Regions from separate parts of the Homo sapiens genome. Here regions 1, 3, 4, 5, 6 and 7 are each linked to region 2. Evidence: chromatin loops called from intact Hi-C (ENCODE). Cell type or tissue: A673. All regions are shown on one strand. Region 1 has its middle 65 kb from the start of SNORD17. Region 2 has its middle 56 kb from the start of OTOR. Region 3 overlaps RRBP1 (ribosome binding protein 1). Region 4 has its middle 27 kb from the start of MGME1. Region 5 holds the start of PCSK2 (proprotein convertase subtilisin/kexin type 2). Region 6 has its middle 44 kb from the start of BFSP1. Region 7 overlaps PCSK2 (proprotein convertase subtilisin/kexin type 2).

What was found. Peaks named below come from ENCODE experiments on the same cell type or tissue, not always from the same donor. Only the 100,000 strongest peaks of a DNase experiment are listed, where the experiment ranks them.
Region 1: a loop joins it to region 2, with 7 times the contacts of the local background. A loop is called at or near these places in 5 of 110 quality-filtered maps.
Region 3: it touches region 2 in a loop (11-fold over the local background); 6 of 110 quality-filtered maps call a loop at or near these places.
Region 4: it touches region 2 in a loop (7-fold over the local background); 5 of 110 quality-filtered maps call a loop at or near these places.
Region 5: a loop joins it to region 2, with 8 times the contacts of the local background. A loop is called at or near these places in 4 of 110 quality-filtered maps.
Region 6: a loop joins it to region 2, with 5 times the contacts of the local background. A loop is called at or near these places in 2 of 110 quality-filtered maps.
Region 7: it touches region 2 in a loop (8-fold over the local background); 100 of 110 quality-filtered maps call a loop at or near these places.

Annotation. Positions count from the first base shown.
Region 1 is chr20:17,896,261-17,900,260 of GRCh38, reverse strand. No RefSeq gene overlaps it. Among named protein-coding and RNA genes, the nearest start is that of SNORD17, 65 kb to the left of the region's middle. In A673, a CTCF peak has its summit at 1,568 (motif pointing right); a DNase peak (open chromatin) is centred at 1,580.
Region 2 is chr20:16,802,460-16,806,459 of GRCh38, reverse strand. No RefSeq gene overlaps it. Among named protein-coding and RNA genes, the nearest start is that of OTOR, 56 kb to the right of the region's middle. In A673, a CTCF peak has its summit at 2,326 (motif pointing left); DNase peaks (open chromatin) are centred at 999 and 2,299; H3K27ac peaks cover 1,187 bases.
Region 3 is chr20:17,615,969-17,619,968 of GRCh38, reverse strand. RRBP1 (ribosome binding protein 1) reads left to right here. Exons shown (of 25, transcript NM_001365613.2): 19 at 241-336; 20 at 1,290-1,373; 21 at 3,130-3,237; 22 at 3,960-4,000. Among named protein-coding and RNA genes, the nearest start is that of DSTN, 48 kb to the right of the region's middle. In A673, CTCF peaks have their summits at 2,066 and 2,272 (motif pointing right); a DNase peak (open chromatin) is centred at 2,288.
Region 4 is chr20:17,994,275-17,998,274 of GRCh38, reverse strand. No RefSeq gene overlaps it. Among named protein-coding and RNA genes, the nearest start is that of MGME1, 27 kb to the right of the region's middle. RefSeq lists an enhancer at 2,075-2,144. In A673, a CTCF peak has its summit at 2,004 (motif pointing right); a DNase peak (open chromatin) is centred at 2,024.
Region 5 is chr20:17,225,454-17,229,453 of GRCh38, reverse strand. It overlaps PCSK2 (proprotein convertase subtilisin/kexin type 2), which reads right to left and starts at 2,414. Exons shown (of 12, transcript NM_002594.5): 1 at 1,972-2,414. The coding sequence starts at 2,148. In A673, CTCF peaks have their summits at 387 and 589; DNase peaks (open chromatin) are centred at 533, 1,353, 1,643, 2,483 and 1 weaker place; H3K4me3 peaks cover 3,791 bases; H3K27ac peaks cover 3,367 bases.
Region 6 is chr20:17,485,709-17,489,708 of GRCh38, reverse strand. No RefSeq gene overlaps it. Among named protein-coding and RNA genes, the nearest start is that of BFSP1, 44 kb to the left of the region's middle. In A673, no CTCF peak of the experiment used is centred here; no DNase peak of the experiment used is centred here.
Region 7 is chr20:17,429,739-17,433,738 of GRCh38, reverse strand. All of the region lies in intron 7 of PCSK2 (proprotein convertase subtilisin/kexin type 2), which reads right to left. Among named protein-coding and RNA genes, the nearest start is that of BFSP1, 100 kb to the left of the region's middle. RefSeq lists an enhancer at 2,315-2,821. In A673, CTCF peaks have their summits at 1,573 and 1,790 (motif pointing right); a DNase peak (open chromatin) is centred at 1,828; H3K27ac peaks cover 1,015 bases.

The DNA of each region.
Region 1 (4,000 bases), 1.1 Mb before region 2:
AAAGTTCATCAAATAAGGGGACTGTCCTTGTTTTGGGGGGCTGTTGTGGACTTTGCAATGCATGATCCTCTTTACTATTCCATCTCTCTGAAGCTACATCAGACCCTGGGACCCCTCCAATTCTGGACAGGTGGCCCACAAGTAGCCTCAGGCCACGGCTCACTGAGACAGCCCAGATTGTCTTGCTGATTAGCCTGCTTGAATCCCATGGAAAACCTCTCCTGTCACTGGGGTACTCCATGAGCCTCGGGGATTGCATCATTATTTACATCCCAATTTCTTTAAATTCAAGATTTGTATCCAATAGCGTTGGTCTCCCTGAACCTGGATCCCCAGGTTCTCAGAAGAGTCAGGGACCGCAAGCTGCCTTCACCAGCCCAGATCTCTGCTGAGCACTTGTTCTACCCGGGATGAGTTCCTGAAGATAAACCTTTTGTGCATTGTGTTATTTTGTGTGCACAACTCAGCTAAGTGGCCTCCAGCACTACTCATCATCCCGCCGCCTGGCTACCAAGAGGCCCAATCAGTATCTGTGGAACGAGTGGATAAAGAATGATTTAGGGTCCAATCCATTTCCCAATCCAGTAAGCCATCTTTCATTTCCACCATCTTGGGCCAAAGGAAAAAAAAATGGGAACATCTTTCTTTCTTTCTTTTTTTTGTGACAGAGTCTCACTCTGTTGCCCAGGCTGGAGTGCAGTGGGATGATCTCAGCTCACTGCAACCTCTGCATCCCAGGTTCAAGCGATTCTCGTGCCTCAGCCTCTTGAGTAGCTGAGATCACAGATGTACACCACCATGCCTGGCTACTTTTTGTATTTTTAGTAGAGACGGGGTTTCACCATGTTGGTCAGGCTGGTCTCAAACTCCTGGACTCAAGTGATCTGTCCTCCTTGGTCTCTCAAAGTTCTGAGATTACAGGCGTGAGCCACCGTGCCTAGCCAGGAACTTCTTTTTATGCTTTACCAGAAACTCATCTTGATGTTTTCTTGTTCTTGATGATTTTGCTAAAGTCCAGACGTTCCTTGATCATCGAACACTTCTGTGTCAGCTAAGTTGTTTGAAGCAGTAAATCCCAGCTCTACATTCCCTTCATAATATGTGTCCAACTGAAAAAGAATGTTAAAGAAGACAATAAAATGCTTAATGGTAGAGTTCTGAAATAATCAGAATTAATCAATCAATCATTTATTTATTCAAATGACCGACACTTATTATTATGTATCTCTGTGCAGCCATGCATGGCTTGAGGGATGTGACACAGGAGATTTATGTCTGGTGGTGGATGGGCTTTTGTCTCGAACTCCTGACCTCAAGTGATCTGCTCGCCTTGGCCTCCAAAAGTGCTAGGATTACAGGCGTGAGCCACTGCGCCTGGCCTTGGATGGGCTTTTGTAACCTAGTATGTCTTCCTGGTGCCTTATCCATGATTGTTTCTTGGTATGGGATTTTTCTCCCACTCTTGGGAATCTCCTGGTATTCCACCGATGGCTGCTGAAACCCAGTCCCTGGCTGGTTCCAGTGTCTGATTGTGCTAGGTTGTAATTCCATGTGCTGCCAGGAGGTGTCTCTCCCTAACACCTGATGCTGCCGCGGCTGAAAAGTTGGTTTCTGTGTGACAAGTGAGAACAGTGTTGAAGTCAATTTTGTGTTTGAAGTTTTATCTTAAAAATAAGTTAACTTTGAATAAAAAATTATCTTGGTCAGTGAAGGGTATGTAAATTTTTTTTTGTTTATTTTTCATTTTTTGTATCTTCATGAACACATGTAAAAGTTTTTGGAACGGCATTGTCCAATAGAACTTTTTGCCGTGTTAGAAATGTTTTACAATCTGCTCTGTCCAATAATTGTAGCCACAAGCCACATGGAGCTAATCAGCAGTTGAAATGTGGCTAGTGAGACTGAGGAACTGAATTTCAGATTTTACTTAATTCTAATTAATTAATTAATTAACTGATTAATTTTTAGAGACAGAGCTCAGCTTGGTTGCCCAGGCTGGAGTGCAGTGGCATGCCATAGCTCACTGCAGCCTCAAACTCCCAGTCAAGCTAGGACTATAGGCAAGCATCACCACACCCAGCTCATTTTAAAATTATTTTTTCTAGGGATGGATCTCACTGTGTTGCCCAGATTGGTCTTGAACACATGGCCTCAGGCAATTCTCTGCTTTGATTTGCCAAAGTGCTGGGATAACAGGCATGAGCCATCATGCCCAGCCTTATTAAATTTAAACAGCTACATGTGGTCACTCTATGGAGCAGCATAGCTTTATAATAATTTTTTAAAATTAATTAGTTTAATTGACACATTATCATTGTACATAGGTATGGGGTGCAGTTTGATATTTTAATACATATATTGTATAATGGTCAAATTAGGGTAGTTAGCATGTCAATCACCTTAGGCATTTATCATTCCCTTGTGGTGAGAACATTCAAAAGCCTCTCCTCTAGCTATTTTGTAATATACAATATCTTACTGTTAACCATAGCCACCCTACTGTGTAACAGAACCCCAGAATTTATGCCTCCCATCTAATTGTAATTTGTACCTGTTGACCGACCTCTCCCCATCCTCCCCTCTCCCCTGCCCTTCCCAGGCTCTGGTAACCACTGTTGGACTCTCTGACTCTTCTTCTATGAGATCAATTTTTTTTTTTTTTTTTTTTAGATTCCACATATGAGTGAGATCATGCAGTATTTGTCTCTCTGTGTCTGGCTTATTTCACTTAATATGATGTCCTCCAAGTTCATCCATGTTGTTGAAAATGACAGGATTTCATTTTTTTATGGCTGGTACAATTATTTTTGTTTCTATTATTTCAGCAAAGGAGAATCAGGAGAGAAAATATCAGAACAGAGTACAGCCAGTCAGTCTCCTTACCAGTGTCAGGGCAGATTAGTGTAAGACTGTGGGGTTCTAGAGATTTGTGGGTCAATTCTGGCCTTGCCACTTAATAGCTGCTGTGACGTTAGGTAAGTGAGTTCATCTCTCTGAGCCTCAGTTTCTTTATCTGTAGATTGGGGATTGTAATGGCAACCTCAGAAGACTACTGTGAGGACTGAGTGAAGTACTGTGTACATCACTCAGGGTATGGGAGCATTGACTTACATAGTGAGTGCTCAGCAAAAGTCCCTCTGCCCCTGTTGGTGGTGATGGTGGCAGTGACAGCGGATTTATTATTCACCAAACTAGTCTTCCTGCTCACTGTCTCTACAGGGGCTAAATCGGGGGAGGACACAGTCCAAGGTCAAGAGCATCAAGCAAAGAATTAGTCAGCAGTCAGCCTAGGAGTCAGGCTGTTGTGTCAACTGCATTAACCCAGAGGTCAGAAGCAAAGGGACTTACAGAAAAATTCTAAGAACAGAACAAAAGGATTTTTTTTTAAACTCTTCATCAAGATTCCCCAAATATTAACATTTTTGCCACATTTGCCTTACTGTTTTCTCTGTCTGTGTGTACAAATATATATATTTTTCTGAATCATAAGAGAGTAAATTGCAGATGTGATGCCCTCTATCTCCCAAAGCTTCAGTGTATAATTCCTAAAAAGTAAAGGACATTCTGCTACACAGCCACAGTGCAGTGACTAAGTCAGGAAACGAACACTGATTCAATACAATTAGCTAATCTACAGACCGTATTCAGATTTAGATGTCACCAACTGTCCCAGTAATGTCCTTTATAGCAACACAATATCCCAGATCACGTGCTGCAGTTGGTTGCCCTGTCTCTAATCTCCTCCAATCGGCGACAGTTCCTTGGGCTTTCTTTGTCTTTCCTGACCTTGACATTTTTGAAGAGTCCACGCAGTTTTCTTGTAGAATGTCCTTCAGTTTGGGTCTGCCTGATGTTTCCTCATGATAAGCCTCAGGTTGTGTATTCTTGGCAAGAATACTGGGAAAATGATGCTGTGTTCTCAGTGCATCAGATGAGCGGGGACATGAGGTCCCTTTCTTAGTTTGGGAGAATAAATTCTGATGAAAAATATTCCCAGTGA
Region 2 (4,000 bases):
GTGCCCACGGGGTCTGCCCCAAGCTTGTCTCCCACAGTCCTGTCGCCTCCTGATCACACACCAGTGGTGCTTCTTGCTCCACCCTGACTACAGCAAATGCTCCTTCCAAGATGGTCACTTGCAACTCAAACCACCAGAACATCGGAATGTCAGGCTCTGTGTGAGAGAGTTTGAAGGTTTAAAGGGAGTGGTTCTCAAAGAGGCATCCCACACCAGTAACATCAGCATTACCGGAACGTGTCAGACATGCAGATTCTCAGGCTCCTGCTGCATCAAAGCGCTGGGAGTGGAGAACTGTTATCTGAAGTTTAACAAGCTCTGAAGGTGATTCTGATGCACACTTAAGTTTGAGAACTACTGAGAGCAGTCTCTGGTGTTTCCCATAGAAATTTGCACTTAAAGATAGCAACTTAGAAACTTTTCTGAAAATTTAAATGGTTTTAATAGAAAGAGGAAGGGAGGAAGGAAAGAAGGAAGGAAGGAAGGGAGGGAGGGAACAAGGAAAGAAAAGGAACTCATTTGACCATTAAATATAAATCTTGTGTTTGTCATATTTTTGTAGAAAAGAGGTTCTTAACCTGCGGAATCACAAACCTCTCCTGCCACCATGGGTTTCTGAACAGAATTAAGAGAATTCATGAGGGAGAAGCACATTTTTATTTTCACTAAACTCTACTGAAATGTAACATTTTGTTCAATTTGAGTGTAGGTTGATAAACCACAGCAGTACTGGCCATTCCCATGATTTTGTCACCAATAAAACCACAGATATATGCAGATGCATTAGAGTTGTTGCAAATATCTAAAATATTACTTAACTCCTCACTACCTCAATCTTATTTAATGTATTAATTTAAAAAACAAAAAACACATGTATAAGAAAGACAAGGGAAAGATGGGGAGGATAAGAGGGGAGAAGCAGGGAGGGAAGGCAATCCACAGCATAAAGGGAGGAAATACTATGTATTCAGAGTAGTTCCTTTAAGAGAGCTGAACGCAAAAGCAAATGAGAAGTGGGAGGGCCAGGAGGAGGAGAGGGAGGGGGAGCAAGATTCAGCCTAAAGGAATAGGCTCAAGGAAAATCACATTCCTGTGCAAGTAGGTACTGAACATGGACACATACATCTCAGTCAACAATGGTGTGTTAAGTGCTTTCTCTGTTCCAGGCAGGATGCTAAGACCTAGGGAGAAAATGGTAAAACTGGACCCTTTTCTCAAACTCACTTTAAGCTCATCAAACCAGAACAAATATTTTCATCAAGCAAATATGGATCAACCATCTATATGCAAGTACTACTCATGATTATTAAAGATGAGGTCCTGGGACTCACAAAGTATACACTCTAGTTGATCGGTCAAGGCATAAAACAATTCAAAATTACAGGGGGTATCGATGAGCCAGGAAGATGTTAACAAGTTCCTAATCAGCATCCAGACCAGAGCTGTGACAGGGCTGGGGAATGTCGAAGTCAGCCTAGGGAGGTGCCACTTAACCTAGGGGGGCAGTAGGACCTCAAGTTTGGAAAAAGGTGATTAGACCAGCACGGCTGAAACAAAAGGGACATGTAGGACCGTGGAAGTGCTTGCTTAGAAGATTAAACCAGAGCCAAGACTGATGAGGTTCCAACGGCCAGGCTAAATCTAAAGTCCCATTAGCCACAAAGATTAATTTAGAATTAGTGTTTCTTTTCATACAAGGATGCCATTGATACAGAATCAAAAGCGGTTAAACTGTTTTCAATTCCCCTACATGACAAATACTTAATGTAACTAAAAAAATAATACTGCCAGTGGTAGTGTTCATCAGTCATACATATATATAATACATATAAATAGTAAATAATATTAAATAAAATATTAAAATAATAGTAATATATTTTATACAAATATTTTATATATATATATATTTAGAGACAGAGTCTCACTCTGTGGCCCAGGCTGGAATGCAGTGGCAGAATCATAGCTAACTGCAGCCTCGACCTCCTGGGCTCAAGCAATCCTCCCACCTCAGCCTTCCTAGCAGTTAAGACTACAGGCTCATGCCACCATGCACAGATAATTTTTTTTTTTTTGTAGAAACAGGGTCTTGCTATGTTGCCCAAACTGGTCTTGAATTCCTGACCTCGAGCGATCCTCTCACCTCAGTCTCCCAAACTGCTGGACTACAGGCATAAGCCACCGCGCTCGGCTGTTTCTATTCTTTATTCTTCCTTCTTTCCCCACATTATCTGATTGTCTGATAAAGTCAGCTTCAGAAGGTCTGGTGACCATCTATTTAGTTGCAAGCGCCATTCCTCGGTCAGTTGCGAGCTTGGGGCGCCCTCTAGAGGACTAATGAAATACGCCGGCTTGGGGCAGCTTTAAATTTGGGCTGCACAGAGGAATAATCCGGGGAGCTTTAAAAACTCCTGCTGCTGGGCCCCACACTTACAGATGGAAATTTAATGGTTCTGCAGTGTGGCTTGGGCATCAGAGTTTTCTAAAGATCACCCAGATTTATAATAATTCTTGGAATCAGAGAGTGTTGGCCCTCCAAATTTGTTGTTCTTTTTTCAGTGTTCTGGCTGTTCCAGGTCTTTGGCATCGCCATATAATATTAGAATTAGCATATCAATTTCCAAAAGAAAATGCCTGCTGAAGGCTGGATCAGTAAGTCTTTTGCCCTCCCTTCTGCAGCCTTCTGCCTGCTGGTGCCAAGCTGCAGAAGGGAGGACTTACCGATCCAGGAAGATGAGGAGAGATGAGAGAAGAGATGAGAGCCAAGGGAGGATGGATAAAAACAGCCAGCAAAGCAAAAGGCGGCTGGGACTAGGTGAGGGGAGGGACGACAAAGGAAAATAGTATTGCTTGCCATTCCATTGCAAAATTGATTCTATTGCTGTCTTCTGAACTCCCCTGAAATGACCCCACAAAGTGCACAATGCTCATCAATGCTTTCAGCCAGTGGACTTCAGGCAAAATTCAAAGGGGGTGTTGTTTCACGCATCCTAGGGCAAAGCAGAGACTGGAAGTATAAGAAGCCTGGAGACTGAGAAGGCCCTGTGAACATAAGCCTCCCAAAATTCTTAGCCAATCTTTTAGATTGGGTCTTGGACATTGATGAGCCATGGCATTGATGGCCAAGCTAGTTTACCTAGATCTCTGGAAGGCAGGATAGAAGACAATTTGATGAATGACCCATACCAGGGCATTGAACTTTCCTCTCCCATACACACATGAGATTCCTCTTCTGCAGATGAAGAAAGAGCCACCACCCTTTCTCGGCTGGCAGTGGGTAGGAGGGGAGTGAGTGTGAGTTAGCCAGAGTAAGGCTGGAGATATGAAATCAGCAGAAGGCACAGGGATTCCCTTGAAGAAGGCAGAGAAATGAAAATCCAGAGGAAAAATTAGTGAGCCCAAATCAGCACAGCAAAAAGGATTCACATGAAGAACAGGAAACAAAGAAAGAAAAATCAGAAAAGAATATGACTGTGCTCCAGAACTGATATCAGTTGGTAGTGATATCATTACATTTCATATTTCACAGCAACTGTAAATTAGAAGGGATTGATTATTTTCAAGTGCGGGGACATCAATATGGGAGGGAAATATACACATTCTAAGGCATTGCTAATGGTTCTGGACAATTAGGAACAGAGACTTCACAATATTTAGCCGCTAATAATCATAATTATATTCCAGGTGGTTGGGCACTACGTTTTGGAGATGACGCAATTTCTCAGAACAGATTTCCCAGAGAACAAGCTACATAAATAATATTATATAATATTTCATGATACTAGGGAAATGACATCATGTTTAAGACAGCTCCATGGCTGTGAAGTATTGCTCAGAGAACCACTTCTGTAAATTTGGTGAAATAGATTCAGTCTGTGGGCATTGGAGGGTGTACGACTGGGGTCAGGGCCAAGTCTCACAGTAACTTGAAGTTCGTGGCTAGGAATTTTGCTCTTTATGTAAAGAGCAACGAGAGCAGTGGAAAAGTTTCCTTCCGGAAAAA
Region 3 (4,000 bases), 810 kb before region 2:
CTGCTTTTGCAAGTAAATCTAAGAGCATGTCAGTCCCCAGGAGTGCCCGGGTGCAGCCTGCCACTTTCCGTAAGGGGTTCTCTTGCCGCGGACTAGTTTCTCGTTTGCTTGGTAGCTGGTGGGCCTCAGGGATCTCCCGAGAGGCCTCACCTATCCCAGGGCCAGCCTGCTCCCTGAGGTGAGTGCCCTTTGAGCAGAGGCTGCTGGCGCATGCGTGTGCGTGTCTGTGCATCTGTCCAGGTGAGGGAGCACACGTCGCATTTGGAGGCAGAGCTGGAAAAGCACATGGCGGCCGCCAGCGCCGAGTGCCAGAACTACGCCAAGGAGGTGGCAGGGGTGAGTCTGCCCCCCAAGGAGTGCAGCCCCTGCCCAGCAGATCTGCGGTCCTCCCTGAGCTGCTTCTCCTCAGCCCTGTGGGAGCAGCTCTCGGTGACATAAGCCTTGAAGTCCGAGTCCTCAGGCGTTTGCCCGAAGCCTCACAGGCCCCTCGTTGGGCTGTCAGGCCTGAGGTGTCTCTCAGGGCAGGTTTCAAAAAGGCAGCCTCCCAGCCAGGACAGGGGCAGAGCCAGGCAGCCCTGCCCCGAGGGAGGCGTTTGACGTTCTAGGTTATCCCTCCGCAAGGGGATTCTCTGCCTGGCTTGCTGATGTCATATCTGGTGGGGAGTGGATTTAGATCTGACACTTTTTCTGCTCTTCAGAAGCAGAAGCACAAGCCCAGTATCCCAATTCTGGTTTAATCTCAAACTTTTGGGCCAGGCACAGCGGCTCATGCCTGTAATCCCAGCACTTTGAAAGGCTGAGGTGGATTGCTCGAGGCCAGAAATTTGAGACCGGCCTGGGCAACATAGCAAGACCGCATCTCTACCAAAAAAAAAAAAAAAAGCCAGGCACACTGGTGGGCACCTCCGTTCCCAGCTGCTTAGGAGGCTGATGCAGGAGGATTGCCTGAGCCCAAGAGTTCAAGACCAGCGTGGATGACAGATTGAGACCATCTCTGAAAAAAAAAATCATCTCCAACTTTTGGCCCTTTTTTGCCAGAGATAATCAGTAAACATTTGTGAAGGCCTGAAAGAGGTACGCAGTGAACACCATTCTTCCTAAGTCCTCAAAAAAGAAATCGTAGCTGTAGGAAGCCTGGCGAGCCCTGTGCCGGCCCGATGCTGTGACCCTCCTCAGGGTTTTGGTTAAGTGGATGTGTTAGGTTTTATGTTTCGGCGCTAACTCACGGGGACTGGTTTTCTCCTTTTCTCTCCTTTTTTCCCATCACCCGCCTCTGTTTTCTCCCCAAGCTGAGGCAACTTCTCCTAGAATCTCAATCTCAGCTCGATGCCGCCAAGAGCGAAGCCCAGAAACAGAGCGATGAGCTTGCCCTGGTAGGTGGCCTCCATGTCCCCATGCCAGGAGTGTGACCTGGGGCGTTGCGTGTGTGAGATGCATTTGCCAGTCATGCGTTTGTGTCCACTCAAAGATAAAGCCTAGGGAAGGGACAGTGTCACCCGTTGAGCAGCATGGGGCCGGCTTCTGGGGGCCTTCCTGCACATTTGCCCAGAACTCTGAGCTGGGCCTGTGGCTGTTGGGACCAGGGTGCTCCCACTCCATCTCCCGTCCCCTGGCTACCTGGTCCCCTGTTCAAGGTAGTGAGAGCTCTGGGCGTCTGCATTCCCTGTGAGCCCATTGTAGTCACCTGGGGGCGTCAGGGATATTGCAGTCCCTGGCATCACAAGACCAGGAAGCCTGGGGGTTCCTCCTGGCCTGGCCACCCATCGCCCTGGGGCTCTCAGCAAGTCCCGTGCCTTCTGTGGGTTTTCTCACCTCAGTGACAGCTCAGATCAATTCAGTCAAAGCCACAGGCATGCAGGGAAGACCTGCTCCACGCCCGGCCCCATACCAGCTGCCGGGTGCAGAGAGCAGCCCCCTTGGCAGACCACTGGAGCTCTGCCTGTGCAGGTGGCCTCTTGAGTCCCTCCTGGTGTTCAGCTCAGGTGTCTGATGCCAAGTCCCAGCTCCTTGGCAGGCTCCACCCAGCCTCACCGGATCTGGTACCGCCCCAAGGCTGGTGTTGTGAGCAGCACCCTGTGAGGCCGCAGACATGTTCTGTTTGATCTGCGGTGTTTTTTTAAATCTTGAATTAGTTGTCAACAGGGAGAAATTGGGAAATTTTAAATAAAAATGGGCTGGCATTCCCCCTGCAGCAGCCAGTGAGTCCGGCACACGCTCCCAACACCCTCGGTCCCCCTTGGTCATTCAGGTCTTACCCGGACCAGAACACCAGAGGGCAGTGCTGCCTAGGCCAGGTCTCCTCCTGTGTCTAGGGGCCACTCACTGAAGCCTTGGCTGAGCGAAGTCTGGGTGACAGGCCCCGGGGGCATGGCCCAGGCCGGGGATGTGCAGAGAAAACCCCCTGGAGTTTCTGTTGTCTTCCAGCTGTGCAGTTCGTTATTTGCATTGGGAGGGGCTGTTCAGAGGGAGGGAAGAATGTCTGGGGTTCCCACGTACCTGGGGTGGCCCCTCAGCGCAGGGTCAGAGACCGCCCATGTTCCCTGGGGAGCTTATGCCAAGGGCCCCACCTGGGTCTCCAATTGGAACCTCTACCTGAGCCTCTCGAGTGACACCTGCCCTTCAAATTGCAGGCCCAGTGGTTTGGGTGCAGCCAGATATGCCACCTAACCCCAGTGATGGAGCGTAGGGGTGGGGGACCTTGTTAGGCAAGAATGTTATCTCATAATCTTTTCTAGACCCCGGAAAGGGCTCTGAGCAGTGGACTGCATCCTTGAAGGAGAAACGGGGGGTGTAGACAGTGTGGCGGCCACCCCCCGGTTCCATTCGGATTCCTTTGCTCTGTGGGCCATGCCCATCAGGGGTCACCTCACTCCCAGGGAGGGCTCCCCTCCGGTTGGGCTTGGAGCAGAGCACATTGGGTCTCATTAGCCCAGAGGCTTGGTGGCCTTGGTTTGGCTCAGGTTGGCGGCGGGGGTGGCCAGACATAGGTCACAGTTACCAAGCCAGGTCCCCTGAAGGGACTTTGGCTGTTGAGAGCAGCTACGGTCCTCCGAGGGGGTCCCTGCAGGAGTGAGCATGGTGGGTGTGCGACTGGCTGTGCATTTGCAAACACACCCCTTCCTGTTCCAGGTCAGGCAGCAGTTGAGTGAAATGAAGAGCCACGTAGAGGATGGTGACATAGCTGGGGCCCCAGCTTCCTCCCCAGAGGCGCCCCCAGCCGAGCAGGACCCCGTTCAGGTTAGGGCGGTGAGCTGGTCCCCAGACACATCACTAATCCCAGAAGAGTGCAGGCCCTGCTGCCTCCGTTCGGACTAAACCCCGCACTGGCTGCTCCAGCCTCCGCTGCTTCCCCACCCCACCCTGCTTTGCCCCATTTGGATCATCCAGGTTCGGAGAAAGCCACAGAGCATGGAACAGAAAGGTGGCCAGGTGGAGAGGCTGGAGGAGTTGGGGGGAGGTGGGACTCGAAGAGGGAGTCCGTGATTTGGGGTCTGCACCTACAGGGCTCAGGAGCAGCTCTGGGCAGGGTCTGCAGCCATCGAAGGGGACTGTCTCCCACTGCAACCCCGGCTGGGACATCGCTAGCAGGATATTCGCTCTCCAGAGTTTTGAGCCCGGCAATAGCCACCAAGAGTCCTCACCAAGAGGCAGGGCCTGTCCCTGGGGTGGCCATGGTGTGGCTGTTAAGGGGGTTGTCATGGGGCCAGGGCTCGGAGGCATCGTTCTTGTCCTGTGAGTCTCGTTAAAGGCCCCTGAGGTTGCAGAGGCCCCATCAGCTGCTCCTGAGCCACACCGAAGTCTGTACCAGGGGCTGAGGTGCCCTCTCCCCAACGAGGGGAGCGTTGGGGCAGGGAAAGGGGAAGCTAGAAGCAGCTAGAGAGCGGTGCCTGTGCTGGATCCCTGGGCCCCTGGAGGGTTCCTCACCGGGCTGCCGGGTTATGTTTGCGGTGTTTGCACAGCTGAAGACGCAGCTGGAGTGGACAGAAGCCATCCTGGAGGA
Region 4 (4,000 bases), 1.2 Mb before region 2:
GCCAAGATTGTGCCACTGCACTCCAGCCTTGGCGACAGAATGAGACCCTGTCTCAAAAAAATAAATAAATAAAAAGATGTTTTGGGTTCAGATTTGAGAGTTTTTTTCTTTTTGTTTTTCATTTTACTTAAGAAATAGATATAAAATAAGTAGTTTTTTTTGTCTTTTTGTTTGTTTGTTTGTTTTTGTTTTGAGACGGAGTCTCGTTCTGCCGCCCTGGCTGGAATGCAGTGGTGCAATCTCTGCTCCCTGCAACCTCCCCCTCCAGGGTTCAAGCGATTCTCCTGCCTCAGCCTCCTGAGTAGCTGGGACTACAGGATGTGCCACCACTCCCGGCTAATTTTTTGTATTTTTAGTAGAGACGGGGTTTCACTGTGTTTGTTACATGTACATCTGAAATAGTGAAGTAACAGAAAAAGGTAGAATATGAACAAGAATCAAAGTGGGTGGTAAAAACAAAGGCACCACAAGAGTTCAGTGAAGGGTAGAGTCGGTTCCACGGAGGAAGTAGTTGATCTTTGCCCAGTGCCTATTCCACGTTCAGCATTTGTCACACATTTCCTATGTTAATCTTTCCAGGAACACTGAGGTTAATACTCTTCCCCAAATTACTAGTGAGGAAAAAGGCATGGAGAGCTGAAGTGACTTAGCATTGCACAGCAGGATTTGAACCCACCTCTGCCCAATTCTGAGGCTCCTGCTTCCTGCCCTATACCATTTTGTTTCCTGTGGAGCAGGTAAGACTTGAGCAGATCATCAGTGGGATTGCGGTTCAGGCCCAAGCTCTCAGGCAAGATATGGCTGAACAAAGGGAGGAAGGGAAGTTATTTTATGCAAAGGTGTCAGCACAAACAACAGCTTAGAAATGAGTGAGACTGGTGCAGTAGGACAGTCTAGACTTGCCTAAATGAATGCTTCTAATCACAGTTGACCTTAGCTTGCTGTTCTTTAGAATTTGTTTTCTTTTTTAACTTTTTTTTTTTTTTGAGACAGGGTCTCCCTCTGTCCCCCAGGCTGGAGTGAAGTGGTGTGATCTTGGCTCACTGTAGCCTCTGCCTCCCAGGCACAAGTGGTCTTCCCACCTCAGCCTCCTGAGTAGCTGGGCCTGACTACAGGTGTGCACCACCATGCCTGGCTAATTTTTGTATTTTTTGTAGAGACAGGATTTTGCCATGTTGCCCAAGCTGGTCTTGAACTCCTGGGCTCAAGCAATCTGCCAGCCTCAGCCTCCGAAAATGTCGGGATTACATGCACAAGCCACCGCACACGGCTTCTTTTTTTAAAAAACTTTTAATATGCCATTAGTTTAGTGATACTATTACTTAAAGACACATTAGGTTACATTTCAGCAACATTGCTTTTTTACACTATTACCTTTAATGAACATTTTTGTTCATCACAAAATTGTAGCATGTTACCTAACCTGTTAGATAATATTTGTTATCTAACAGATCTTTAAAACTATATCTATGTCTCTGATGATTAATATCTAACACTTTCATACACTTTTCAATCCTTTTAGAAGTCCTCGCAGAGAATGGCTGAGGCTGATTGGGACGCATTAACTGGGGCTCTGGTGAGCCGACTGAGCTGAGTCCCCTGCAGTGCCTGTATGACCTGCACCAACGTGGGAATTGCCATCTCTCCTGCTGGAAAATCAGTGCTGCCTGTGGGAAGCCCGCCCTGGTTGGAGCTGCAGTTTCCTACCAGTTTGGTAAATAGCCTCATTTCTACTTTATCTCACTCCACTTTTCCGAACCGGTGACCCAGATGCATTTGGTAGCAAGGGGCCTCACTGGGCTGTGTAGCCAGGCTTCTATATTATTGTAGTAGAAAAAGTGAGAAGTACAAGCTGCCTGAAAATACAGAGGTAAAGGAAGAACACTCATGTAGTTGATTTTATTCAAAACAGACCTGTGTTGGTGACTAAAATGCCCAAATTACCCGGAGATAGATGTAGGTCCGCCCATTTTTGGCTTCTGCCCCATAATTGCAGTGTACTTCTCTCACCACTAGATGACAGTCGCGTTTTAAAGCAGATTTTATTCACGCGTTAATGCTGTTCCAAAAAAAAAATGGTTTTCATACCGTCAGAAGAGGGGCTCACAACTCTTGTGTTAGAGAATATGCGAGAAATCAGGAAATTTCAGACACCACTGGTGGGACATTAAGTCGATGTCACTGTTTTGGAGAGGAATTTGGTGGTAATGTTCAAGCTTTGACCCAGCAGAGACACATCCAGGTCTGATCATTTGATAGGAGGATGGCTAACATTTTGTTCCCACCATGTGTCAGGCACTTTTCTGAATGCTTCGCTCATTCAATCCTCACAATTTCAAGAAGCAGATACTATTATTTTCCCCCAAATTACAGATGAGGAAATCAAGCACAAAAAGGTCAAGTAACAGGCCGGGTGCGGTGGCCCACGCCTGTAATCCCAGCACTTTGGGAGGCCGAGGTGGGTGGATCACGAGGTCAGGAGATCGAGACCATCCTGGCTAACAAGGTGAAACCCCGTCTCTACTAAAAATACAAAAAAAATTAGCCGGGCGTGGTGGCGGGTGCCTATAGTCCCAGCTACTCAGGAGGCTGAGGCACGAGAATGGCGTGAACGCTGGAGGCCGAGCTTGCAGTGAGCCGAGATCGTGCCACTGCACTCCAGCCTGGGCGACAGAGTGAGACTCCCTCTCAAAAAAAAAAAAAAAAAAAGGTCAAGTAACTAGTCCAAGGTCACAGAGCTAGTAAGTGGCAGAGTCACAATCCATACTGCACTTTCCACTATATTGCATGTGTATTGTGTGTACCAGAAAACACGTGCAAAGGTGTTCACTGCTGCATCGTCTGGAGTAGCAAAACACTGTTAACCGAACAGTCCATTAGCATGACAATAAAACAGGAGGGAGAACTGCAGAGGAGTTAAAAGCAGTTATGAAAGATCTAGAATTGGTGAACCTGGAGACATCTCAAAAACAAAGTTGAGATAAAGCAAGTAAATCTAAAAACACAGAAAGCAAAACTATATTATACATGGAAACCAGTACACACAGTAAAACTATACAAAAAAACCCACATCAAATTTATGACGGCATTTGTCTCAGGGGAGAGGGAAATGGGATTAAGAAAACAAGGCAACAGCTTTTATCTGTAATGCTTTTTTTTTTTTTTTTTTTTTTAGAAGACTGAGTCTTGCTCGCTCTGTTGCCCAGGCTGGAGTGGAGTGGCATGGTCTTGGCTCACTGCAACCTCTGTCTCCTGGGTTCAAGCAATTCTCGTGCCTCAGCCTCCCAAATGGCTGGAATTACAGGTGCCCACCACCACGCCCGACTAATTTTTATATTTTTAGTAGAGACGGGGTTTCACCATGTTGGCCAGGCTGGTCTCGATCTCCTGACCTCAGAAGATCCACCCGTCTCAGTCTCCCAAAGTGCTGGGATTACAGGCATGAGACACCGCGCTGGCCTGGTCTATTTTTTGTTGTTGTTGTTGTTTGTTTTAGAGACAAGGTCTCACCCAGGCTGGAGTGTAGTGGTGTGATCATAGCTCTCTGCAGCCTTGGACACCTGGACTCAAGTGATCCTCTTGTCTCAGCCTCCCAAGTAGCTAGGACTATCAGCATGACCCCCATGCCCAACGACTTTTTTTTTTTTTTCCCAAGACAAAGTCTCGCTCTGTCGCCCAGACTGGAGTGCAGTGGCGTGATCTTGGCTCACTGCAAGCTCCGCCTCCCGGGTTCATGCCATTCTCCTGCCTCAGCCTCCCGAGTAGCTGGGACTATAGGCACCCACCACCACGCCTGGCTAATTTTTTGTATTTTTAGTAGAGACAGGGTTTCACTGTGCTAGCCAGGAAGGTCTCGATCTCCTGACCTCGTGATCCGCCTGCCTCGACCTCCCAAAGTGCTGGGATTACACGACTTTTTACTTTTTAGAGATGGGAGTCTTTCTATGTTGCCTAAGCTGGTCTCCAGCTCCTGGCCTCAAGCGATCTTCTAGCCTTGGCC
Region 5 (4,000 bases), 420 kb before region 2:
CTCCCTCCCACTCCCCCGCACCCATGAAAAGGTGTGGGGGAGGGGGAGGGAGCCACAGGTTTCTGCAGCAAGATCACACTCAAGAATTAAAATCCCTTTTCAACTTATCTCAATGCCCCACATCCCCTGAAAGCACCTAGCTTGCTTGGGTGGGTACTAAGGAGTAAAGAGCATGGGTTCACTTCTGAAAGATCTGGATTGAAGCCCTTGCCTGTTTTTATCTCGCACCCTTTTCTGAACCAATTTCCTCAACGGGGCCATAGGCTCAATAATGATAGTAGCCTCCTCAGAGATGTTGAGAAGATTAAGTAAAAATCTATGTAAGGACTCCAGCACGTAAGCTTCCGTATAACTAATAATAATCACTATTATATTTTATAATGGCGTTTGGGTCCTGGGTCTTGCCAAGTTTGGGGTGGGGGGGAGTGAAGAAGGAAGGTCGGCTTCTTTATTGTGTTGGTGTCTCTCAAAACAGCCGGCAGGCCACGGGCCAAAACCACAGCGGGGTGCTCCCTCCGCCGGCGCCTTCTTTCCCCTGCTCCACCCACGCTTTCCAGAGCAACAAGTTCCTTTCCGCAAGACCCGCCCGCGCGCCACCGGCGGACCCAGAGCCTCTTCCCAGACCTCTGTCAAACTCGTCGCCAGACCCTTCTGGGGTCGAAATTCCGGTACTGCCTACGCCCTTAGGAGGAGGGAGAGGCCCCCACACCTGGAGGAGCCCTGGCGGTGGCTGGGAGAGAGGCGGGAGGCTTGGGAAGTCAGGACAGAAGAGACTAATAAGAGCTTCGGTCTGCGCGGCCCTTCAAGGCAAAACCAATAACCAAAAGCACCCACCGCTCATCTCACTCCTCTCTCTTCCTGGGATCAGGAGCGAGATGGAGCCTAAAATCTCAGGGACCTCCACCCAGCCCTCTGGTAGCCACATCTCTGTCCTTTGGGTTCCCCTCGCCCCACCTTCTCTCTGCACCCACACTCCACCCCAGCCTGCGCCAGGTCCCCTAAGGACACTGGAGAACCCTGATACATCTTTTGCAGGAGAGACACGCAGGTCAGCCACAGCCCCCACCCAGCGCCCTTCTCTCTGTCCTCCCAGGATGAGTACCCTGGAGTCTCCAAAGGAGATCCAAGGTGTCCAAAGCTGGGAGGCTCACCTATCTGCTCAAACTGTCGAACTCTGGCAACTTCTTGGAATGGGGATCCCCACGCTCTAGTGGGAAAGCCAGGCTGGCCGCCCACGCATCAGGAGAGGACACCTCGACTTCTCCGTAGGGAATCCCCCTCAAAATCCACCTCTCCAGCTCCTGTAGCCGGGAGTTGAGAACTAGGGAGCCAACCAGAAGTGCGCTCCAGGGGTGGGCGGTCGTGGGCGGGGGTGAGGGCGCAGAAGTTCCGCCCCGATTTTAGAGACCAGTTTCTTTCCAAATCTAGAGTCAGGAAGCCGTTGTTCCCGGAGAGGAGCAGGGACCGAAGTCCCTGGGAGGGAAGTCCTCCCGGCGCGGGGTGGGAGAAACACCGAGGTGAATTGCAGTGTCCAAACGTCCAGCCTCGTCTGTAGGAAACTATTCTTTCTCCGGGGGATGGGGGTGGGGGAGACTTCCCTGGCCAAGTAGCCAACGCCAGGCTTAGCTGTTCAGGGCTTCATCCCTCCATCCCCAGGCAGCCTCGAGAACTTGGTACCTCGGACAGCATCCCCGGAGCATGGCATCCTGTGAAAGGTGTTATCCTATTTTCGCCATCAAGTCAAAGAGCAGTAAATTATTTTGATGACCTTACTAGTACAGATGAAGGACATTTTAATTACATAACCGGTGAAAGATCACCGGAGGCAATATCGTGTTAAAGAGCCCATGGCAGAATATCTGCATCGCATGAGAAAGAGAGAAAACTTGCAAATCTGCAATGAGATTGCGCAGGGCTGCCCCCCCGTCCCCCCGTTTTGAAACAACATGCGAAATGCATGGGAGAGCTTACCTTTCGGACTCCAAAGCCGTGTTCTGCTGCAACTTGGCGAGCTTTGTCCTCTCCCCCTTTATGCAACTCCACAAGAAAATGATTCGTGAAGACCGGTCGCTCAGCAGATGCAAAAACCATGACACAGAAGAGGAACCCGGCGGCCGCCTTCCACTGGGAGACACAACCACCCTTCATCCTTCTTTGGGAGTGAAAAGTGGTGCTAGGAGGCGCGCAGGCTGGCGGAGCAGGGGACTCGGAGGGAGGGTGCAAATAAAGAATTCTTATATATAGTTTTTAAAAAAATCTTTGTATAGAGAAAGAGACTGAACAGGGTCTTGGAAAGCAGCGAATCAGTGTGTGTTCTCCAGCATCTGGCTGGAGGGGAAGCCGTGCAGTCAGGCGGCCCGGCGCGCGGGCAGGGGTGCGAATGTGGGGAGCTGTGTGTACCGGAGAGAAAGAGCGAGTGTAGGTCTGTGCTTGATGCTAAATCTGCATTTTCAGCTCCTCCTCAGCTCCAATTCCCTAGGGGCTGGGGGAGAGCACCAGCTCGGGTGACGTGAGTCCGCCAGCGGCCAATGAGGGCGGGGGAAGCGGCGGGCCCCGCCCTGGGCCGCCCCGGGCCCGCCCCCGCCCACCCCCGGCCCGGCCCGGCCCGGCCGCCTCCGCCTTCTGGGGGCGCAGCGCAGCGCAGCGCAGCGCAGCGAGCCCGCGCCCCCGCCCCTTTCAGCACCGGAGAGCTCCCCCATCTCAGCCTGGCCCGCCGCGCGCCCAGGAAAATCCCCCCAGCTGTAATCAGGCCAGCGGCGGCGGAGTGATGTCATTGTTTGTGGGAATCTGTAGGCTCTGGGAAGGGAATTACGGTGTGTGCCGCTCTCAGAGGCCCCGAGGGGAGCAGGGGCGCCGGCCTCTGTGCCTCTTCCTGCTTGTTTCCCGCTGCAAAAACACCTCTCTCTCTCTCTCTCTCTCTTTCTCTCTCTCTCAAACACACACACACACACCCAAGGCATACTTGCCTCCCCTTATCCGAATAACAAAGCAAATATTAACCCTCCTCCCACCACTTTGGGCAAATCCCCGGGGAGGTTTGCTCTCCTTGGCACCAGGAGGGTTGGGGAAAGCACCTTCTAGGGGTGATCCATGGGGGGCGAGAGTGCAAGGACGAGCCCTTGTTTTTTGTAGGCTCCAGGCAGGTCCGGAGCGAAGCGGCTGGGAAGCCCAGCAGGAGACCCGGCTCGCCCCACCCGCGATGGTGACTGGAGGAGGCTCCTCTAGGAGTCCTGGCTGCACCTCCAAGATCTGCCTTCAGGAGAGACGCGGCCGGGGTGGACACGGCGGGAGGTGCATTCTCAGACCTGGGGACGTTCCACTGCACAAGGACAGCGAGGGTGCTAGTTGGGGAACGCATAGCCACCGATCCCAGGCGCCGGGCCAAGTCGCCCGCTGAACGTCTTCTACTGGAGGCGAATTCGGGCGCAGCGACGGGGGGCAGGGGCAACTAAGTTATCCGGTTAAGAAACGTGCACTCGCACTGGACTCTGCTAACTGCTGACGACGGACTCCGCTTCTTGCCTGAGAGGGAGGAAGCACGAACGTTCTGTATGTAACGAAATGAGGACGACTGTTTCAAAGCTACTCAAATATTGTTGTGTTAAAGAGTATTTACACTGATCTCATTGTATCATTTAGCTTCAAAGCTCAAAATTCTGCTTTACTTAGATAAGAGGTAAGAGATCTTTTCTTAGGGGCTTAAGTGCATGCAATTCAGAGAGAGAGGAAGAGACTATTTATACCATCGACACGTTACACACACATTCTCATGTATACACATATTCCTCTCTTTTTATTTTAGCTTGAAGTCCAAATCTACACAAGTCAGAACCTATGCAAGAAAAGCACCATCGGTAGAAATGAATACACTTTGAATGCCATGGACCACCCTGTCTTCAGAGCATGTCTGTTTGCTGACATAGTTGGCTCCCTCATAGCCCTTTAAAAAATTGTCACGTAAAAATGTGGGCGTTGCTGAAGGTTTTTATTAAAACATTAG
Region 6 (4,000 bases), 680 kb before region 2:
ATGACATTCTGTTACAGCAGCCCAAATGGACTGAGACAGCTTCTTCACCCTGGCAGTGGCAGTTCCTTCCTGTAGCAGCAGCTGAGTCCAGTTCTCCATTTTCCCAGCATTTGCAGGACCAGCCTCATCGCAGTCTCTGCAGAGATACCTGCACTAGCCTGCTGATGCCCCTCCTTGGTCTGGGTCCCAGCACACTCCCACCTCTGAGACTTCCAAGTTGTATTAATTCCAACCTCTCCTCTTAGGTGGTAGCTAGCTGCTTCTTGAAGGTCTGCTGACAAGAAGTGGCCCACTAGGCACTTGTATTCCATAACCAGCGCCATACCACCCGCTGGGCTTCTCCCTAAAGACTGTAAGCGTTGGTTTTACAAGAAAAAATCTGCATGGGTTTCCTTGAGAGAGTGCCAGTGGTCCTGAGGGAAATCTTGGCATGAACCAGCTGCTGGGTGGTTTCTCTAATCTTTTGGCCTCATGCACCTGTACCCAAGTCAGATGACTGATTTGCACATTGGGACCACTACAGACCTCCACCTGAGCTTCCTCTGGCTTCACTCTGCCAGGTCTTAACTCCCCATCTTTCAGGTCCTAACACGTGCACTTGTGCTCCACTTCCGGGCACTGTGGGTGGGTAAGGCAGGCTGGGGTGCCACGGATGCCTTAGGATCCTGCCCGAGCCAGGAGGGCATCTTCATTGCGTGAGCCCCCCACTCCCACAAATGTTGGACTTTTTGGTCCATGTGATTCTTGTGTTTTCTTTTGCTTTTTGAATTAACTAGGTAACAATTCATTATACTAATTGTATGGTACTTTGTATTAAATTCTCTCTGTTAAAACCACTGGTATGGTTTCTGTCTCCTGACTGGAGAAAGAGGAGGCATGAGATGGGGAATGGATGTGTCCACGCAGGGGGCATTAATGAGGTGGCCACCACTGTGAGCAGCTGGGGCTCCATCCCACTGGGGACCCTTCAAGAGAGCGGGTGGAACATCTTCAAATTGTCCCAAGCAGGAGGTGAGGAAGCTGAGCTATCCGTCTACCAGCTCTCCATCCCATTTCTCCTCAGGAGAGGGTGGCCCTAGGGCACTGATGCCCTATCACCTGTGGCCTGCTCCACACGAGGTCTGGGGCTTTTCTGCAGCTGGGCAGAGTGATAGAATGGCCTTTGGCATGCATGGAAACTGCCTACAGATAACCTTTAGGTGGGCCAAGGAGATATAGGGCAGAGGTTGGCAAACCTTTTCTGTAAAGGGCCAGATTGTAGGCCACACAGCCTCTGCTGTAACTACTCAGCTCTCTTGTGGTAGCATGAAATCAGCCATAGACAATACAACAACAAACAAGCACAGTTGTCTCCAACAAAACTGTATTTATAAAAGCAGACCGCGTACTGGGTTTGGCTATAGTTTGCAGACTCCCTGATACAGAGGATGCACCAACAGTCTGCCGCAAAATTCAGTTAACATCTCAGAAGACACTTCTAAACCTGGCATTGGAACCTGTCTCTTCCTTCCACCTTCATGTTGGGAAATTCCATTTAGTTCTCTCCTCGACTTGAAGCTTACATTATAAGAAAGATCTGGCCGGGCATGGTGGCTTACTCCTGTAGTCCCAGCACTTTGGGAGGCTGAAGCAGGTGGATCATCTGAGGTCAGGAGTTCGACACCAGCCTGGCCAACATGGTGAAACCCCATCTCTACTAAAAATATTTTAAAAATTAGCCAGGCATGGTCACACACGCCTGTAATACCAGGGGAGGTCGAGGCAGGAGAGTCGCTTGAACCTGGGAGGCGGAGGTTGCAGTGAGCCTGAGATCATGCCACTACACTCCAGCCTGGGCAACAGAACAAGACTTTGTCTCAAAAACAAACAAACAAACGAACAAACAAAACCTAAATGAAAAAAAACCCCGAAAAACAAACAAACAAAATCTTCAAGCAGCCATTACTATCAAGTTTATCCTAAAATTTTTCTAACATAGATTTGTGGTTAGGACACTGCTGGTGAATGAAGTCACCCCAAAACTCACATGGCATTTGGCACATTGATGATTGGTATCTTGATTGGTACAATACCTGACTCCATTTTCTCAGGCATGGATAAAAGCAAGCAAACAACATAAAAAGCCACACTGACTTATGTTGTATTCAAACAGAGTTTTTGAGTTGAAACTTATTTTATCAGAAGATACACTCCTGGTCAATGACTCCACTGGGCTGATGCCCTCACCAGCTGTACCTGCCCCTTTACCCTCATGCTTGCATCCTTGTGACCAGGAGCTTGCCTGTCACCTGTGGCCCATCAGTGGTCCTGGGACATGGTGCCAGAAAAGAAAAAGATAAATTTTAGCTTCTTCCCTCCATCTAGTTTGAGTAGCTCATGGGATATCCTCTCAGATTCAGAGGGACATCTTTGAGGGTGTTGTGAGGTGGCACACCCCATCTTGGGATGGGGAGCTGGCACACCCCATCTTGGGATGGGGAGGGCAGGTTGGCCCAAAGCCTCCTGGTTGGAAATCAGTAACAGTGACGTTAGGCCTAAGGAATTACCAGCCTCATGTGGCTCTTCTGGCACCTGAAACTCTGTGAGCTGAGATTTCTAGTTGCCTTCCCATCCCATCCCACCGCAAATCATGCATGAATGAGCATTAAACATTTAGCCACACAGAATCTTCATCTTTTTAGGCTGAGTGCATCCCTCACCTGAGATCATTCTATTCCCAGGTTCACAAACGTGAGTCTCTTCTCAGTTCTAAGAGAAACATGGAGCCAGGACCTTGGCTTGGAGAATTTACCCTAGGTTCTCAGACTTTGATTCCAGGTCCCTTATACATCTTAAACCAAATTTGATCAGGGTTTTTTGAAGCCAAGGAAAGGGTTCAACTAAATGCACAAGAGACTAATGGAAAAACTCAAGTACTAGCTGATTAGTTTACAATTCAAAGAGAGGGTGTTGTTTTCTGCAGATCTAGCTGCTTGGATCGTTTATACCGGTGTTAATGTTCTTGGGAAGCTGCATAAGGCATGAGGAGGCTGTGGGTGAGCATGCAATGGGACCATTGGCAAGTGGTGGTGTTTTAATGCACTCTCTCTGGGGGTGGCTTTGCCAATGTATTGGCCTGTATCCCTCGATAGACTTCAGCTCTTCAGAGACTGGAATTCTCCCTTATGTCAGGCTTCATGTTTCCCTACCCTGAATGCTGCCAGACACTGTCTTCCAGCTTTGGTCACCCTGACTCTCATTTATTCTAAGCTCCCATGTGCTGAGTGCCCTCCATCCTCCCACCCTTTCTCTTGACTTATTCTTTAGAGACAAAGAACCACCCTGCTGGCCACAACTGAACCACCTACATTAGCCTAGGAGACATTCTGTCTCTGGCATTTCACAATTCCAGAGTTTTAAGGATCCCCTAACTCTCTTCCACAACCACTGTCCTTTATCTTTGCATTTTGCTTTTTAGAAATTTCTACCAAATTAGACTATTTGCATCTAAACACTTTAGCTGTGAGATCACCATTTCCCCTAATTCAGCACTTCTTTCTGTTAACTATAAAATACTTATGTGTCCTGAAGGTCTTACACTGTGTGGTTTTCATATAATCACTCCAAGCAAATGCGCTGATCACATGAAAACCATGCATTAACTTATAAGTGATACGAATGAAGACATAGAGTAGTAACTCTATCGGAATTTTTAAAAATCATTTTTTAAACTTAATCTTTTGGAAATCCATCTTTAAACCTAAGTATTAAAAAGGAGTGTCTCAGGATCACAAGATCAAACCTTGGACCTTATATCCGCCAATATCTATTTTTAGTAACAGACTCTGTTTATATTTATTTATTTTTGGGACAGTGTCTTGCTCTTCACCTAGGTTGGAGTGCAGTGGTGTGATCACGGCTCACTGCAGCTTCTACCTCCTGAGCTGAAGCTATCCTCCCACCTCAGCCTCCTGAGTAGCTGATACTACAGGCACATGCCACCATGCCCGGCTAAGATTTT
Region 7 (4,000 bases), 630 kb before region 2:
ATATGTGTATTTGATGGGCAAGAACAGACACAGGCACACATCAAGTGTTTCTATCTGACCCCAGGCAGGCCTGCACAGCACATTAATGAGTAGAGGTGACTCTGTGGGTCTCTTCCATTCATTTAGAGCCTTCTCTGTCTGCCTGTGCAGCATGCACTGTGGCTAGCCCTGGTGCCCCGGGGGCTGCATGTCCAGGGGATTTGAGCTGCACCCTCTCTGCCTCTGCTCCTGTTGCACAAGGTGTGCCTGTCCCTGCCTCCAGTAAATACTACATCTGCCCACAAACTTCGGTGCTCATCAATGCCACTTTTTGTGCTCATGAATATTAGCTCTGGATGATAAGGAGGAAATTCATGCTCATCCAGGTTTTAGGTTCTGAAAACTCATGTTAGTCATTGTACTTACAGTGATTTTTACTTGTTTATTGAAAAGCTCAGATAAAATATGTTTATCTGCAGTGTTATGAGATTCATTGGCCAATAATAATAGTGATAATAATATGTGAAAGCACTTCATAGCTGGTAGAGAAATTTCACGGCATTTTCACAATGGTCAACAGTGTGGTTTTTAAATATTTTTCAAAATCTTCAATCAAAGGTGATCTCATCCCGAAGCCCGGTGTGTAAATCTGTGTGCTTTGGTTTAAAAAGGAAGGTGAATAGGACCAAACCCACCTGGCCTGGCCCCCTCTTAGGGCTGCTCTGAGAGTCTCTGCAGAAATCCAGAACAGTGAGGAACTGTAGAGCCCCACCCTCAGGCGCCTCTTGTCCCTGAGCCCTGGTTACTCTCTGTCCTCTTTCATGAGTTGTTATCTGATTTTTTTTTATTTGCTCCCTGTCTTTTTCTCCTCCTAGACTGTGAGCTATATGGGGCAGGGGACCTGTCCGCCAGCTTCCATCCCCTGCAACAGGAAGGTGCCCACAGTAACTATGGACCACACAAAAGGCCTGAAGGCAGGAGACAGTGTTACGACTCCTTGATGTGGTCTCGAGCTTTAATATTTTCAGAAATATACATTTGACAAATTTGCAAAAACCATCATTTGGAAGGTCATTGTTTGTGGTACATTTGCTTGGTTTTGTGGATTTTGAATAACACACTTAATTTTAATTTTTGACTCAATCTTTTTGATTGAAGATGTTGTTTACTTAAAAATTAAAATGAAAAAAGAAAGAAGGAAAGAATGGGGTCCTTTTTAAAAAAGACAGTTACTTGAATAAAGGCATTTTCAAAATAAAAAAAGTAATATTTTTCTTCAAAATTTATACAATTAAATCAGTGAAAATGGAAATGTAAATAAACTTTCAAATAATGTTCCTGGGGTTATTAAAGCTTGAAGACTGCAGGATGACTTTTGGGACATCCCGTATGTGCGGGTCTACATGTCACGGAGTTTGAAATGAAGACGGACGCGAAGAGAAATGAAGGAGAAGATCTTTGCATTGATTAAAATGGGTTAGGGGCTAACCTTTGGGACACACCAAGAATGCCTACAAATCAACAAGAAAAAGACAGGAGCCTTGATGGAAAAATGAGAAAAATTTATGAACAGAAGAGGAACTCAGGTAGATGCAGAGATGCTCAATGCTCTCTTCTGTTCAGAGGACTCAATTTACAATCTCCACTCTTCTTTTTTGAATCCCTGGGTTAAGATTCAACCACATTTTAACTTTGGGCTTTTTCTGGAGACAGCGTGGAGGGGTGCTGGGGAAGGACCTCAGACATCACAGGGGCGCCCCCCTAACCTGTAACGAACGAACACCTCGACTTTGAGACCAGCAACGATCCGAGTTGGCCACCAGGTGGCGCTTTAGACCTCCTTAGCCCAGAAAGCTCCCGAATGGAAAGATTCTCTGGAGGGTTTGGCTCATTTTTAGCAAATAATTAAAAACCAGCCAACTTTTGGAATTGCCAGCCAGGATGAATAAAATGTTTTCCTTAAATTTGTAAGATAAACTCTGCTGTTTTTGTAATCCATGAGTAATTCCCCAGTGCTTCCTCAAGAATTCATGCTGACGCCCCAGGGAGCCAGAGGACACTGGGTTCCCTAAGGCACAGGCATGGGACTGGAGCCTCGCAGCCCTTGTAGTTAGAACCAGCGTACGTGGTCACAGGGGAGCCAAGCTGGGGCTAAGGGAGTGGGAAAAGAAAGAAAGGAGCCTCCCTTGCTCAAAATCTTTGGATGTCTGTTCTTGGTTTCTGGAACCTCAAAACGTTGCTGTGATGCCCTAGCTGTCATTGGGCTTCACAGAAGCCCAGTCGCGTCTTTGAGGTGTCAGGCTGCATTCAGCAGGCGAGGCAGAGGCTGCTGCACCCACCGGGTCCTCTGGCCTGCTCCCTGGCTTTTTGCCTGGGGGTGTCCTCTGCTCAAGGAGCTCCACTCAGTTCAAGCGAGCTGGGCAGGCTGGACAGGCCCGACGGCACCCCCGAACAATGAAAGATGGGAACTGGCAGATTAATGCCGCAGCCTCCTCACATTAGCGGGGTCAATTCTGAGGGGTGTTCTCCACACTTCCTCAGAGAATTACCTGCAGGACGGGGCCCCTGTTGTCCATGAGACTCACTTCGTTGGCCTCCATTCCTTTCCTGTCTTCTTCCCCAACTCCCTCACTCTGGCTTCCGGGGACCACCTCCCACATTAACTGCTTGCCCGGAATCCTTGTCTCAGGTTTTGCTTTTAGGCAGAGCAAACTAAGACAGCAGGAGAATTAGATACATTTGATGAGCACTCAATGCTCAGGTGTTTTCAGAGTGCAAATAATAAGAGAAGAGGAAAAAAGGAAAAGAAGGAGATGGAAAAAGAAGCTCCCAGGAACCTCCAGAAAGCTGTGAGCTCCCCCTAACTCTTTTAACTTTTGCAGGTGGTCATTTTACTTTGTTCCAAAAACCAGTTACCTTGGGTGTGTGAACAAGAAATTCAGGTTTGAATTTTTCAGTTGCTTCCAGTTCTGTCCTGTGAGTAGAGAACCCGCCTCCCTTAGATTCCATCCCAGGTCTGAGCCTGGCTTATAAAATATTAACCGAGTGATATTCTTTCCCCTGAGCTCATAATGGCTCCTGACATTTTAATGCCAGCATTTTGGATGTGCACAAAGTAAAGAGAGCTGAAACCCAGGGGCTAAGCCTCCTCTATTTACATTTTAGAAACCTCCAGATGTATTCTTTTGTGACATTCAGCACCCAGTTCAGGCAAGCCTCTTAGCAAACAGTGTTGAAAAGAGGTTAATAGTGGGTTTGTATAGGTTACCTTTGCTTTATTTAGTTCCATGGAAATGGAGTGTCAGCAGAAAGTAGGTTTATGGTTCCATTAAATTGCCAGGAAAAGAAAATATCAGGACAGTTGTAAACAAAAAAGAAAAGAAAAAAGAAAAACAAGGTTGGGTGACTCAGCCTGAATAAATTAAGAATCAATTTGATGCAAAACTTGGAAAAAGACTGGTGCCACTCCATTCTCAGACATCTCGTTGAAAGCTTATGAATCTCTCAGTCTCTGTCTCTGTCTGTGTCTCTCTCTCTTTTTTTTTCTGAGAGGGGAGGGATATTGGGTTCTAAATTTCCAGTGACTTGCCACTCTTATTTCTAAAGGCTCCATCAATAGGAAATTCTTAAATATCCTACCCAATGAAATGTAAGAAAAAGGTTCTAGGCAGAATTTCTCTTTTTAAAGATGAGTTCCATTGTGCAAAACATTTTGAAGAGCTCTGAGTATGTTTACAAATAATTTATACACACCACCTTGTATTCTATAGTCTATATTTGAGACTCATTAAAATGTTATTGACACTGACACAGAAGAGTAGTGACTGACAATTCTATTTATATAAATTTCAAAAACTGGCAATAACCATTTTTTTTTTGCTGTTAAAAAACAAGATCATGATTATTCTTGGGTGTCAGAGTAGTAACTGGAAGGGGACATGTTTGGGGTGCTGGTTACATTTTGTTTCCTGATCACTGTATGGGTATGGCCAGTTTGGGAAAAGTCATTAGCTTATTTATG